Regions from separate parts of the Homo sapiens genome. Here regions 1 and 3 are each linked to region 2. Evidence: chromatin contacts called from ENCODE Hi-C data. All regions are on one chromosome and are shown on one strand. The core of a region is the stretch at or near the end of the contact, and the rest is flanking DNA. Distances in the headings are between cores, read along the strand shown. Region 1 holds the start of PSMA7 (proteasome 20S subunit alpha 7). Region 2 holds the start of SLCO4A1 (solute carrier organic anion transporter family member 4A1). Region 3 holds the start of OSBPL2 (oxysterol binding protein like 2).

Region 1 (3,752 bases), core at 626-3,125, 500 kb after region 2:
CCTCTTTAGCTATTAAACGGGATGCCAGTAGCTTCTATGAAGAATTGGATGAATCAAGATTTATAAAACCCCTAGAACAGTGTCTGGGATACGGTAAGCGCCACATAAGTGTTTACTAAGTAAATTAAAATGCCACACTTGTAAATCTGTATTTCTGCTATTCTCAATCTCTCCTGTTCAGAGTTGGCCAAGGTTCTCATTTGTTAAGACCATCAAATTTCTAAAACTAGCAACAGCAAAGGTAGTCTCAAAATAGGCGATAGATTTAGGACAACTTCCACAGGAGACTGGCACGTCATCAAGGAATAACAGCCTCAGTCAAGGTCAAGGTGAACCCCCTTAGGGAGACAAGCGGCTCCTGGGAACCTAGGAATACCACTGTTTATCCCTGCAATCCCACCAGGGTGAAGACGGAGTCAGAGTTTAGGAAAAAAAACCAATGTCATTCCAACAGATGTTGTGACAACTGAAACGGGTATGGCTAATGCTGATTTTCTTCCGAATCTGTCTTCTACAGAAAAAACAGCAGAAAATACAAAGTCTCAATTTCAAAACTTAGGGCTTTGGATAACGGTGTCCCAAACCCACATAAACGCTGTCTCTTGAAAACCACAAGGCCGAACTTACGGAGCTAGAAGAAAGGTTGTGGAGCAAATCCGTCAAGTTTGTTAGGCGAGGCGGCTGGCGAGGGTGTCACGCTGAAACCCGGCGTAGCCGCGAGGATACGGAGGGGGCGGTGCGCTCCCTACGGGGCCGGGCTGCGTAACGATGCCCCGCAAATGGGGATCGGGACGCGTCCTTCCGTGCCTCCATCGTTCGCGCCTCGCTCCAGGAGCAAGAGGGGCAGCCCCGGCCACAGTCCCCGCGGTCGCAAGTGCGCCCGGAGGCCGACCCGGGCCCCTCACCACTAACCAAAATGAGCGCAGAAAACGAGTACCGCCCGCCGTCGCCACCGAAGCTGGCTGCGGAGCGCGACAAGCCCTCGCCGCGGCTCCGGCCCCGAGGGGTCCCCGTGCGCCCGGCATAGCCCAGGACAGTTCCCAGCGCGCGCCGCGGACTCGGGGGACAGCGCGCTCGGGGGCCGGCAGCCTCCAGCGTCCGCCCGGCCCCCACCGCCCAGTGCCCCGGCCCGAGGGACCCGCGCGCCCCAACAAAGTTGGCGCAGGCTCTCCGGGGACCGCCCCCCACACGGCCGGGTGCCCGCCGGCGCGCAGGCGTGGGACGCGGGGAAGGGCACGGGGCCGCCGTCGGGGCTCGCGGCCGCCCGGCTGCGCCCCGGCTTTGTTCGCGCCCCGCGCCCGCCAGCTGCCCGCGCCCCGTCCCCGCGCGCGCCCGCCCGCAGACCCGCCGCCCAGCGCCGCCGCTCCGGCCCGGCCCACCTTCTGGATGGTTTGCTGCGTAACCTCCCCTTTGCCTCTTGGCCGGGCAGACGCGAAGGCCACGGACATGGTGGCGGCGCGGGGCTCAGCCCGTGGTCATCGAGGTGGATACTCCGGCTGCGCTGGGCGGCCCGAGGCGCTCATTATCCGCAGTCGCGGAGGGGGGGAAGGGGGCGGGAGCGCGGGGGGCGCCGCGTCGTGGGCTCGTCCGCCCCGTCGCCGTCGCCGCGCCTCCGGGCCCGCGGCGCCGCCGCTCCGCCCTGCAGAACGGTCTGCGGCCCAGTGCCGAACGGTGGCCCCCGGCGACCCCCTCGCACCCAGCGCCCGGCCCTCGCCGGAGCACCGCCTCCCACCCCCGGCCACCGGTGGTTCGGCCTGACCCCGCCCCGGCGCGCGCCATCACGTCCGCCCGACGCCGCCTGACGCTGCCCGTCGCCGCCTGACGCCGCCCGTCGCCGGCAGCGCAGGACACGGCGCCGAGGGTGGGGCGCGGGCGTAGTGGCGCCGGGAGTCGCGGGTGCGCGCGGGCCGTGAGTGTGCGCTTTTGAGAGTCGCGGCGGAAGGAGCCCGGCCGCCGCCCGCCGGCATGAGCTACGACCGCGCCATCACCGTCTTCTCGCCCGACGGCCACCTCTTCCAAGTGGAGTACGCGCAGGAGGCCGTCAAGAAGGGCTCGACCGCGGTGAGGCGGCGGGGCCTGCGCGGGGCCGGGGACGCGGGCGGAAGTGGGGCTGGGGAGCCCAGAGAGGGCCGGGGCCGGGCGCGGCGCTGTGGGCGCCCGCGGGCGTGCGCGGGGCAGCGGCGCGGGCGGTCAGGGCTGTAGCTGAGCGCGGGCCCCGCTGCCGGTCTCCACGAGTGCCTGCAGAGGCGGCGTTTGGCGTGAGCCGCGAGCGCTCGTTCTCCCCACTCAGCGCCTCGCTTGGGGCCCGGCCTCGCGTGGGGCCCCGGGCACGGGGGCCGTGACGACGCCATCTTGAGCACCCCTGGCCCCGGCCGGGCGCGTGGGTCGCGCCGCCGCCCCGGCGAGCAGAGGCCGGGCGAGGGCCGCTCTGGGCCGCGGAGCGCGGGGGGTAGGCCGTGCGCTCGCTGGGGGGCTGTTCACGCAGCCGGGTGGCTGGGGAGCGAACTACTCAAACCCCCCTTATGGGGACCCCCACCCGCTCCGGGGCAACACTTATTCTCTAGGCCCAGGTGGGCTTCGAGAACAAAGCGGCTCGCTGGCCTGGCCGGTGGCGGGCGCCTCCCAGGTCTCCGCACTCTGCCGGGAGGAGCCTTCCCGGGGCCGGGCTGCAGCCGCCCGGGTCAGGACTGGTTTGGACGCGGCCGTTTCGTTTTGACGAGGGCTCGTGTACATTGACCTTAGTGACATTGTTTGAAACTTAAATTCGTACCATCAAGACGTGTCAGTTTAATTGGTCAGTCTGTGAGATCGTTATTCTTTTATCATCTGGTATTCAGAGGTTTGAGCAGGCAGAGAAAGCAGCACACACGGTTCTGTAAATTTTGATTTGTTTTCATTTTCTGAATCTTTGTTTTGAAATGAAGGCCCAGTATTCATCAGGTGATCTAACTCAGCTTAAAGAGGACTAGGAGTCGGCTGACCCCTGTACCCACCCCAATACTGCCACCCCCGCCAGCTGGCCGCCGCTGGCTTTAACGAACCCATATAGCTTCTCTGGGCCTCGAGTCAGTCGAAGGTCAAGTGAGTCAGTACCTGAGAAAGCTCCCAGAAAACCCAAACACTTCAGATCAATACTTCTCAGCCAGGGATGGTTTTGGGCCCACACGGAGCCACTGGCAGTGTGTGGAGACTTTTCCAGTGGTAAGACCTTGCAGAGGTGCTCTTGGCATTTGGAGGGTAGAGGCCAGGGACGCTGCTCAATATCCCACCCGTGCTCAGGGCGGCAGGCACAGGGAGATCCCCCTGCCCAGGTGCTCACAGTGCTGAGCTGGAGAAGCCCTGCTCTAAACCAGGAGGCGCTGTTTATCCCAATGATGGTTCCCTTTGTTTCTGGCTTGACTCGGGTTGACTGTCAGTGATTGTTCATGCTTTTAATAACAGCCATATCCTTCTCCAGCATCAGCCATAAACAGTTTGGGATAACACTTGACACCTTGTCCACTGACGGCAAATCAGGCCCCTTCTCATGGCTGTCACATGAGTATGTCACAGTGCAGGAAACAGTGCATTGTGGCTCAATATAATTTCACAACTACAGAAACACTGCCTTCAGAACACCAGACTTGAGTGAAAGTCTCAGGCTTCCAGGCTTTGCATGGGACTGATTCATTGGGTTGAAAGGAAACACATGCCGATTATATAATGGTTACTTACTAGCTATGTTGTAACTAAAACTACATCTCAGTATTTGA
Region 2 (3,779 bases), core at 1,115-3,614:
ACGTTGGCTTTTCTGTGGCTCATCTCTGACCACCTACAACCATCTGCTGGGGAGAGCACCAGGACCCAACACGTTCCAGTGGACGAGTCCAGGAAGCCAGGAATGTATATTGGCTCAGCAGTACCCACCCCAGAAATGGATTAACACTCATGGAGACATCCGGATCGAAGACCTTGTAGGCACAATACTAAGCTCGATGAGTTAACTTTTCATTCTACAATGGGCTGAGAAAAATTTTGCCATTTGGAAGTCAGACCGACCTGGAGCCAAAACTGCAATGGGGCTTGGTCAAGCCAAGGGGCCCATCAGAGCCCCGAGGAGAGCCGGCCTCTCTGGGCTTAGTCTAGCAAGGAGAGCATGTCCATCCACCTGGCCACCCTTCACCTGGCCCAGCCTGCCCTGCCTGCCACGTGCCCAGCCAGCTCTCCACCATGGGAGGGACTTGCCCAGCACCTGCTTTAGGGGCCACACCCAGTGAGCTACAGATTAGGTCACGGCCACTCGGGAGGGAAGCTCCCTCATGAAGAATTTTCCAGGCACCACCTGCTGACCTTGCCCAGCAGGAAGGCAGGACACAGCCTGCTGAGGGCGGTCAGGGCAGCCTGGCTGTGGTCAGCGTCCAGGTCTCACCGAGTGGCCGGCCTCTGCCCTGGCTCCCTCCAGCAGCACAGAGGGAAGTCGGGCTGTGTGGTCTCGGCCCGAGCAACATCCTACTGGTGTCCTGCGATCACTGACAACCCAGAACAGACACTCTGGCCCAGTAACCGCAGGCCCAGCTCTTGGGACGCTGTTCTGGGTCTCCGGCCTGACCCTGCAGTCGCCTTTTGCCTCTTTAAGAACAGAGTCGTAAAACAGGAGCCCAAGCCTGGATCAGACAAACCTGGAGTCAGACCTCTTCAGCACTTACAAGCTGTGTGGCCTAGAGTCAATCACTTAACCTCTTGGTGCCTCAGTTTACTCATCTATAAAGTGGGAGTGATAATGGCCACCTCGTGGGGTTGCTAGGGACTGAATGAGACGATGCTCAAAGCAGGGGTACCATGCCCGGCACATTCCAGCACTCAACACCTAACCCCTGCTGTCACTGTCCTTGTCATTATTACCAGATTCACAAGCGGAGCCGGCTAAGGCCAAGGAGCTGTCCTCTGAGATCCATTTGCTCCCGCTGCTGGGAATGAAAACGTCGCTGACACCGGGCTCTGCAGAGCCAGTTTCTGATTAGATGGAGGTAACCCAAGTTCCAAAAACCACAGCTGAGGAGCAGCAGCTGACAAGCTGGTTGCATGGATGTGGAAAACTACCGCGTTCCAGCCGCCTCCAGACAGAAACAGGACGCATAGCCAGGTCCCACGGCAGCTCCAAAGAGGGCCTTGCACGCCAAGCGGGGCACCCCCCAGCCTGAGGGTTCACCAACCACGCGGACCACGCGGAAACCTAGCTGGGCTTCTCTCTCCCCTCGGGGCGCCAGTGCGGGAGGCGGTTTCTCCCTTGGAAGTGGAAGTCAGATCTGCTTCCAGGTTCCCGGTCTAGGGCCGGTCTAGGGCAGCTAAGCCTGCCTGCTCCTTCCTTTCCATCCTCCCTGGTCAGGGGAGCCCAACAGCAACGCGAGGGCACCCGACCCTCTGCCTGCACCTGGAGGGCGCCCGGGTCCCCCCAAGCCACGGCCAGGACGTCGCGTGGTGGGGCAGGGAAAGGGGCGCCGCCGCTGCTGGAAACTAGCCCTGTGCGCTCCGCCCGCGCTCCCCTCCCGGAGATGTCTCGAGCGCCTCTGGCGCGAACAAAGCCCGGCCGCCCCCGAGAAACTTCCGTGCATGAAGGTTTCCTCCTTGACTCGGCAGCAGCGGCCGCCGCAGGTGGGTGACTCCGCAACTCTGGAGCTCCGCGGAGGCGCGTTCGTCCCCAGCTGGATCTGTGGGGCCTGCGCCTGCGCGCGCTCCGGGCCACCTGCCCAGGTCACCTGCCCCGGCCACTCCGACAGTCCCTGCCAGGGCCGCAGCCCCTGCTCACCCGCTTCCCCCCGGCACCCGCTGCAGCGTGGGGCCCCTTCGCCTCGGTCCTCCTGCGGGCGACTCGGGAGCTCCTACCTGCGCAGCCGGCGGCGGGAAGCGGCGAATTTGGCCTCCGATTCCGCTCGGTCCTGCCCTCCCCCGCGGAGAGGCTCGGGGCGCTCGGCCGGTGCCCAGGCCTCCCGCCCCCGCGCGCATCCCCCCGGCGCTCCAGCCCCTGCCCACGATGGCGGCACCTGCCGCGCTCCTACGCCAGCAGGTCGGGCCCTGTGCACCCGCGCCAGCTCCCCGCTCCCCGCGCACTCACCGTCCCCGTCTCGAGGGCCCGGCCGCCGCGCCGCGCAGCGCTCCACGCTCTGGCCTCCCCGGCAGCCACGCGCCGCTTCATTCATCCGCTGGGGCCGCCCCCGCCGCAGAGGGAGGGGCGGGGTTTCCTGCGCGGGGCCCGCCTCACCCCCCACGGCCAATGGCAGCGGCGACCGCCCCCTCCTCCCCCCCAGGGCACAGAGGCGGGAACGCGCGGCGGGGGACCAGGGCGTCTCTCTCCGGAGCGCTGCCGCCTCCTGGACTCCCCGCTCCAGCTCCAAGGACCGGCATCGCTGCCGCAGCCGGGAGGCCGAGAACGCGCGGTGGCGACGCCGCCCCAGGCCACGCGGCGAGGCGGTTCCGAACGGACTCGGGATTCGCTCCTGGGCGCTGTGGGGCCGAGTGGAGCCAAGCGGCCGTTTTTCAGCTCCGCCCTTCCGAAAGGCTGCCGCAGGGTCGGGGCCACGTGGGGCCCGCGGCAGAGGGGCTGGGGGAACGCCACGGGCGGCCCTGGTGAAGGTGCCCGCCGGTCTCGGCCTGACCCCCAGGCCCTGTTCTGGCACGCGCCCCACCTGCGCGCACAGTGAGACCGGCGCCCTAGCCTGGGAATCCGGGGAATCTCCAGCCCGTTGCCTTTTCCATAACCCCGTCTTCTTTTTCACACTAGCTCTGAGGGTGGAAGGCAGGGAGGTGCCAGCCACGTTCCCTTCCACAGAGGGAACTCCCTGTTGGAATTCCTACCCCGGCTTCCTGCCGTCTGTCCTGGAACACATTGCTCCAGGCCTCCGAGCCTCAGTTTCCTCGTTTGCAAAATGGGGGCGATAACAGAGCGTCCTCAAAGGGGATAAGACGGAAGAAGTTGGCTCATATCAGGGCTCATAATTGTTGCCAAGTATTAACAGGTAACCACAATCACACTCCACAAAGCTTCCCTTTTAGTGTCAGTGAAATTAATTTAAAAGAAGTTTCCGAAAGTCAAGTGTGTGTGTGTGAATCCTGAGATAAGTCAGGTAAGGGGGGAAATGACCACCTCACGGCCCCAGGCTGGTGAGGAAGTCCTAGCCACGGAGGCGGTGCTGCAGGACCTGGCCTGGTGGCATAGCGTGGCGGGCGGGTTCACCGTGGAGAGACGAAGGAGGTGCTGCGGCTTGTGAGAAAAGGCCCACAACCCCATGCAGTTATTTATGAAATGGTTTTCCTTCCTCCAGGGCTTGGGGCTCCTGCCCACTCGTATCAGGTCCCGGGACCCCCCCGGTGGTGTCCTCAGGGCTCCCGCCGTCCCAGGCCGCCCTCCACTTCTGGAAGCAGACACGAGGCCACGAGACCCACTGCTTTTGGGTATCTGCTTTCATTCCTGACACTGCCCTTTAAGAGAAAAAAGTACCCACATTGTTCCCAGATGGAGAGGGTCCCTCCCAGAGGGTGAGGCACTGCCACAGGGGCTCACGGCCCTGCCAGGAGTGGAAG
Region 3 (3,626 bases), core at 231-2,730, 400 kb after region 2:
GGCGCCTGTGGTCCCAGCTAGATGGGAGGCTAAGGCAGGAGAATGGCTTGAAGCCGGGAGACGGAGGTGGCAGTGAGTCAAGATCGCACCACTGCACTCCAGCCTGGGCAACAAAGCGAGACTCCATCTCAAAACATAAAACAAGAAAATGATCTCGTTTGCTTCTCTTATCAGCAAAGTGCTACATGTCCGGATGAAGGAGTTGAGGCTGACAGCCAGAAAAGAGGCCATGGGCACGAGTTAGGAAGGGCAGCAGGGACGGCCGTGGCTTCCCAGCATGTGGCCCCTGCACCAGTTCCGGGCTCCTCAACTCTCCGCTGTCCTCACCACACATCCAGCTGGTGGGAAGGCCGCACAGCACCCAGCCAGGCCCACAGCAGGCATTCGAGAAACGTCTATCCAACCAAACCGAATGGGACCCCTTCTCCAGGTGTTCCGGGCAGTCATCCCAAAGCTGCCGGAGCCAGGCTAGGCCAGGGCCTGTCCTAGAGGACGGTTCAGATAGAAACGCCCCTGGGAGGTGACCCTCACCCCAGGAGAGCCTGCAACACCCCGACACCCACTGCCTCGTCGCCGGTCCTCCCATGAAGCGGGGAGGCTGAGGTGCTGTGACGACCTAACAGTCTTGGTCTGGGCTTATAAACTTGGAAAGTCTAAAGACGTATTCTTCTGAGTACCAAAATATAACTGGCGAAAGAAGGAACCTCTTAAAATTACATTACCAAAGATAGGTTTTAGGTAGCAAGTTCTCAACCGTGTGTAGTCTGCTAAGATTTATAAATTAAAAACAAAAACAGAGCCCAGGGGAACGGACAAGGGCTCGCGGGCACCCTCCCCGGGACGACGTGCACACAGGCCTGCGGGACAAGAAGGCCAGGGTCGGAGTGGGACTGCGTCTCCCTGCCCTTCTTCCCGGCGGAACTCGCCCTCCTCACCTACAGGATCGCCCTAAATGCGCACGAAATCCTTCCCTGTTCCCGGTGAGGTGGTGAGAGAGGGCGAGGCCGCGAGCAGGTGCGCCCGTCCCCACTTCCTGCTCAGCGGGGCAGCAGGGGGGCTGGGGATCTCGGGGGGGCCGGGCCGGGGGTCCCGGGATCGCAGTTGCCGGGCGACCGCAGGGGGAAGGGTGCGGGGGCCGCGGGACCCAGGCCCAGGCCCCACGCCCGGCCGGAACTTTCCTCCCAAAGTTTCCCCGGGGCGCCAGGCTGCGGCCTAGGCCGGGCGCGCCTCCCAGTGGGGGTCGAGGCCGGGGCCGGGGCCGGGGCTGGAGGCGGCCTGCGGACCCGGGTCCTGCCCGGCCCGCCCTCCCCTCCCCGCCCCGGCTCCAGCCCCAGCCCGCGGCCCAGGCCCCGCAGCTCGCCGGGGTCCCGGGCCTTCGCGTGGCGGCGGCGGGGGCCACTCACCTGGACGCGGGTCCCTCGGTTGCCGGCCGAGCTCACTGCCGCCCCGCCCCCGCCCCGTAGGCCCGCGACCCACTGACACCGAGGCGGAAGTGCGGCCCGCCGCCTCGCCGACTGACAGCCCGCGCCCGCCACTCGCTGCGCCCGGCGCCGCCGCGTCGGCCGCTGCCTGCCCAATCAGCGCCCGGCCCGAGGCTCGCGCCGGGGGGTGGGACTATGCTAATCCCTTCGCGAAGGGCCTCTACCTGTGCCCCCTCAGAGCCCCGCCCACGCAGCGGAGTGACGGCAAGGACAGCCAGTCACAGCAGGAGAGAGGCGGGGTTATGCCGCCCCTGAGCCAAAAGGGGAGGGAGGCAAGGAGGAAAGGGCGTGGCTGCAGAGAGCAGAGTTGACAAACAGTGAGTCAGGTGGCCCGGGGCGTGGGTGCTCCGCCCTCAGGTGCACTGCGTCCTGGCGGCAGTGCGGGCCTGCGAGGCTACCCAAAGCCCTGGGGGCTTTTTCCTACAAATGCTGGGGACCGTGCGATAGCTGGGGCGTAGCTGCTTCCACTGTCCTACCAAATCCTGAATATCGTCCACCTCCTTTGCATGCCATTCACCGCCAACCAAAATCCAGCGCCAATTTACCCCTCCAGCTGCATCCCCGACCGTTTCACCACCATACTTAAAACCCTTTGGACTCCCACTGACCTACAGTGGCTCCAGGGTTAAGCCCAGAAGTTCTGGAATCAGACCTGGAGCTTGCATTCTTTACCAGCTGTGTGGATTTGGACAAATTAATTAACCTCTCTGAGTCTGTGATCACTCAGTTTCATCTGCAAACCAGGGTTCCCCTGTCAACATCTCATTGAAGTCATGGGTCTGGTTTGAGGTGAGTGGAGTGGCATAAACCAGGCTGGCTACATAGTCACAGCAGTTGGTTTAGGGGTCAGCCTGTGACCCAGTTCTAGCCAAAGAGGCTCAGTCCTGGGACTTTTGCTGTAGGGTCAGAGTTCAGACCGGAGGGGAGGCTGAAGTCAAATGACTCTCCCATCTGCCCACAGACCTCTCCAGAGCTGGGTTAGGTGAGAGAGGGAAGGGGCCAGTCTTCCACATCTCACTACCCGAGAACAGGGCTGCACGAGAATGAAGCCAGCCCAGAGGAAAGCCGGAGCAACCACGGCCGGGTCACGTGGACCCTGCTGCACCTCAGCAGGTCCTTTCCTTGACTTTTCAGTTACGTGAACCACATGCTTGTTTCTGCTTCAGCCCATTTGAGGTAAAGCCAAGAGTCCTGGGCTTCCTGTGGCCTTGAGAGCTCTGGCAGATGACCCGTGACCCCGCAGTGCGTCCTGCAGCAAAGCCAGCCCCCGTTGGGCCTCTGCACCCCCTCCTCAGGCCTTGTCTCCCCACTTCCAGGCTGCCCCTAGCAGGGCCATGGAGGCAGGGACAGGCCTTTGCCCCATCTGTGGCCCCGTGGCAGACGTGGGTACTCTCTATAAATTTCAGGGCATGAGTGAGCCAATGAACGTGGCCTCTGTGGCAGGGGTGGGGCCCAGGCCACATCTCTGGGCCCAGCAGGGCCGTTCTCCCCCACCCCAGGGGCTGGCCCCACTCACTGGTGGGCCACTGTCAGTCGGCGCCACTAGAGACGTGCCGGGACCAGGAAGGAGCTGGCTGAGCCTCTCCTGAAGAGAGAACGGGGAGGAGGGCGGGCAGGCCTCAGAAACAAAGGGGTTGCCATGGTTACCTCTGAAGAAAGCGACTCCAGCCGGTGAAAGGGAAGGGAAGGCGTGCGGCCCCCAAGCCAGGACAAGGACGATGAGGCCAGTTGCCACGGAGATGACTGCGCTCCACAGCTTTCCCTGTGGGCCTTGCCAGGGCCAGCTCAGGGTCCCAGAAACCCATCACTCTCCATGTCCCTCACCCTAAGTCTCTAAGACTCTAACCCCTGTGCCCTTGAGGGGATCCAACCTGCCCACCCACCCCTTGACCACGAGCTCTGCAGTGAGGGCAGCCTCAGAGGCTCAGGCAGAAGGACCCTCTCATCTGCCCAGGGACCACCCCAGGGCCAAGCAGGGAGATCCACCCTGGCCTTGGGGTTGGGGGTGTGATCTCAGATGGCCCCTGGGCTGGAGCAGGGGTTTCACCCCTCTCCACAAATGCAGTAACTGAGCTTCAAGGGTAGTCTGCCGTCAGCCAGCACTGCTGGAGACGTGCCAGGACTGGGAAGGGTACTTCCTCCCCG

Evidence for each region. A loop is a pair of places that touch in the nucleus more often than their neighbours do. Pooled maps may share reads with other maps.
Region 1: a loop to region 2 is called in a map of gastrocnemius medialis, with 3 times the contacts of the local background. The contact joins the promoter of PSMA7 here to the promoter of SLCO4A1 in region 2. A Hi-C loop is called at or near these places in 1 of 168 maps with a recorded cell type or tissue (gastrocnemius medialis), 2 of 37 single-sample maps with no recorded cell type and 9 of 50 pooled maps.
Region 3: a loop to region 2 is called in a map of naive thymus-derived CD4-positive, alpha-beta T cell, with 5 times the contacts of the local background. The contact joins the promoter of OSBPL2 here to the promoter of SLCO4A1 in region 2. A Hi-C loop is called at or near these places in 1 of 168 maps with a recorded cell type or tissue (naive thymus-derived CD4-positive, alpha-beta T cell), 2 of 37 single-sample maps with no recorded cell type and 11 of 50 pooled maps.

The regions. Positions count from the first base shown.
Region 1 is chr20:62,141,517-62,145,268 of GRCh38, reverse strand. PSMA7 (proteasome 20S subunit alpha 7) reads left to right here and starts at 1,875. Exons shown (of 7, transcript NM_002792.4): 1 at 1,875-2,061. The coding sequence starts at 1,966. SS18L1 (SS18L1 subunit of BAF chromatin remodeling complex) reads right to left here and starts at 1,500. Exons shown (of 11, transcript NM_198935.3): 1 at 1,380-1,500. The coding sequence starts at 1,448. RefSeq lists silencers at 1,024-1,073, 1,104-1,163, 1,284-1,993, 2,034-2,673.
Region 2 is chr20:62,641,088-62,644,866 of GRCh38, reverse strand. SLCO4A1 (solute carrier organic anion transporter family member 4A1) reads right to left here and starts at 2,364. Exons shown (of 12, transcript NM_016354.4): 1 at 2,314-2,364. It overlaps LOC124904949 (a long non-coding RNA gene), which reads left to right and starts at 2,530. Exons shown (of 2, transcript XR_007067711.1): 1 at 2,530-3,214; 2 at 3,521-3,779. RefSeq lists a silencer at 1,927-2,876.
Region 3 is chr20:62,236,375-62,240,000 of GRCh38, reverse strand. OSBPL2 (oxysterol binding protein like 2) reads right to left here and starts at 1,480. Exons shown (of 14, transcript NM_144498.4): 1 at 1,404-1,480. RefSeq lists an enhancer at 1-655 and a silencer at 1,353-1,752.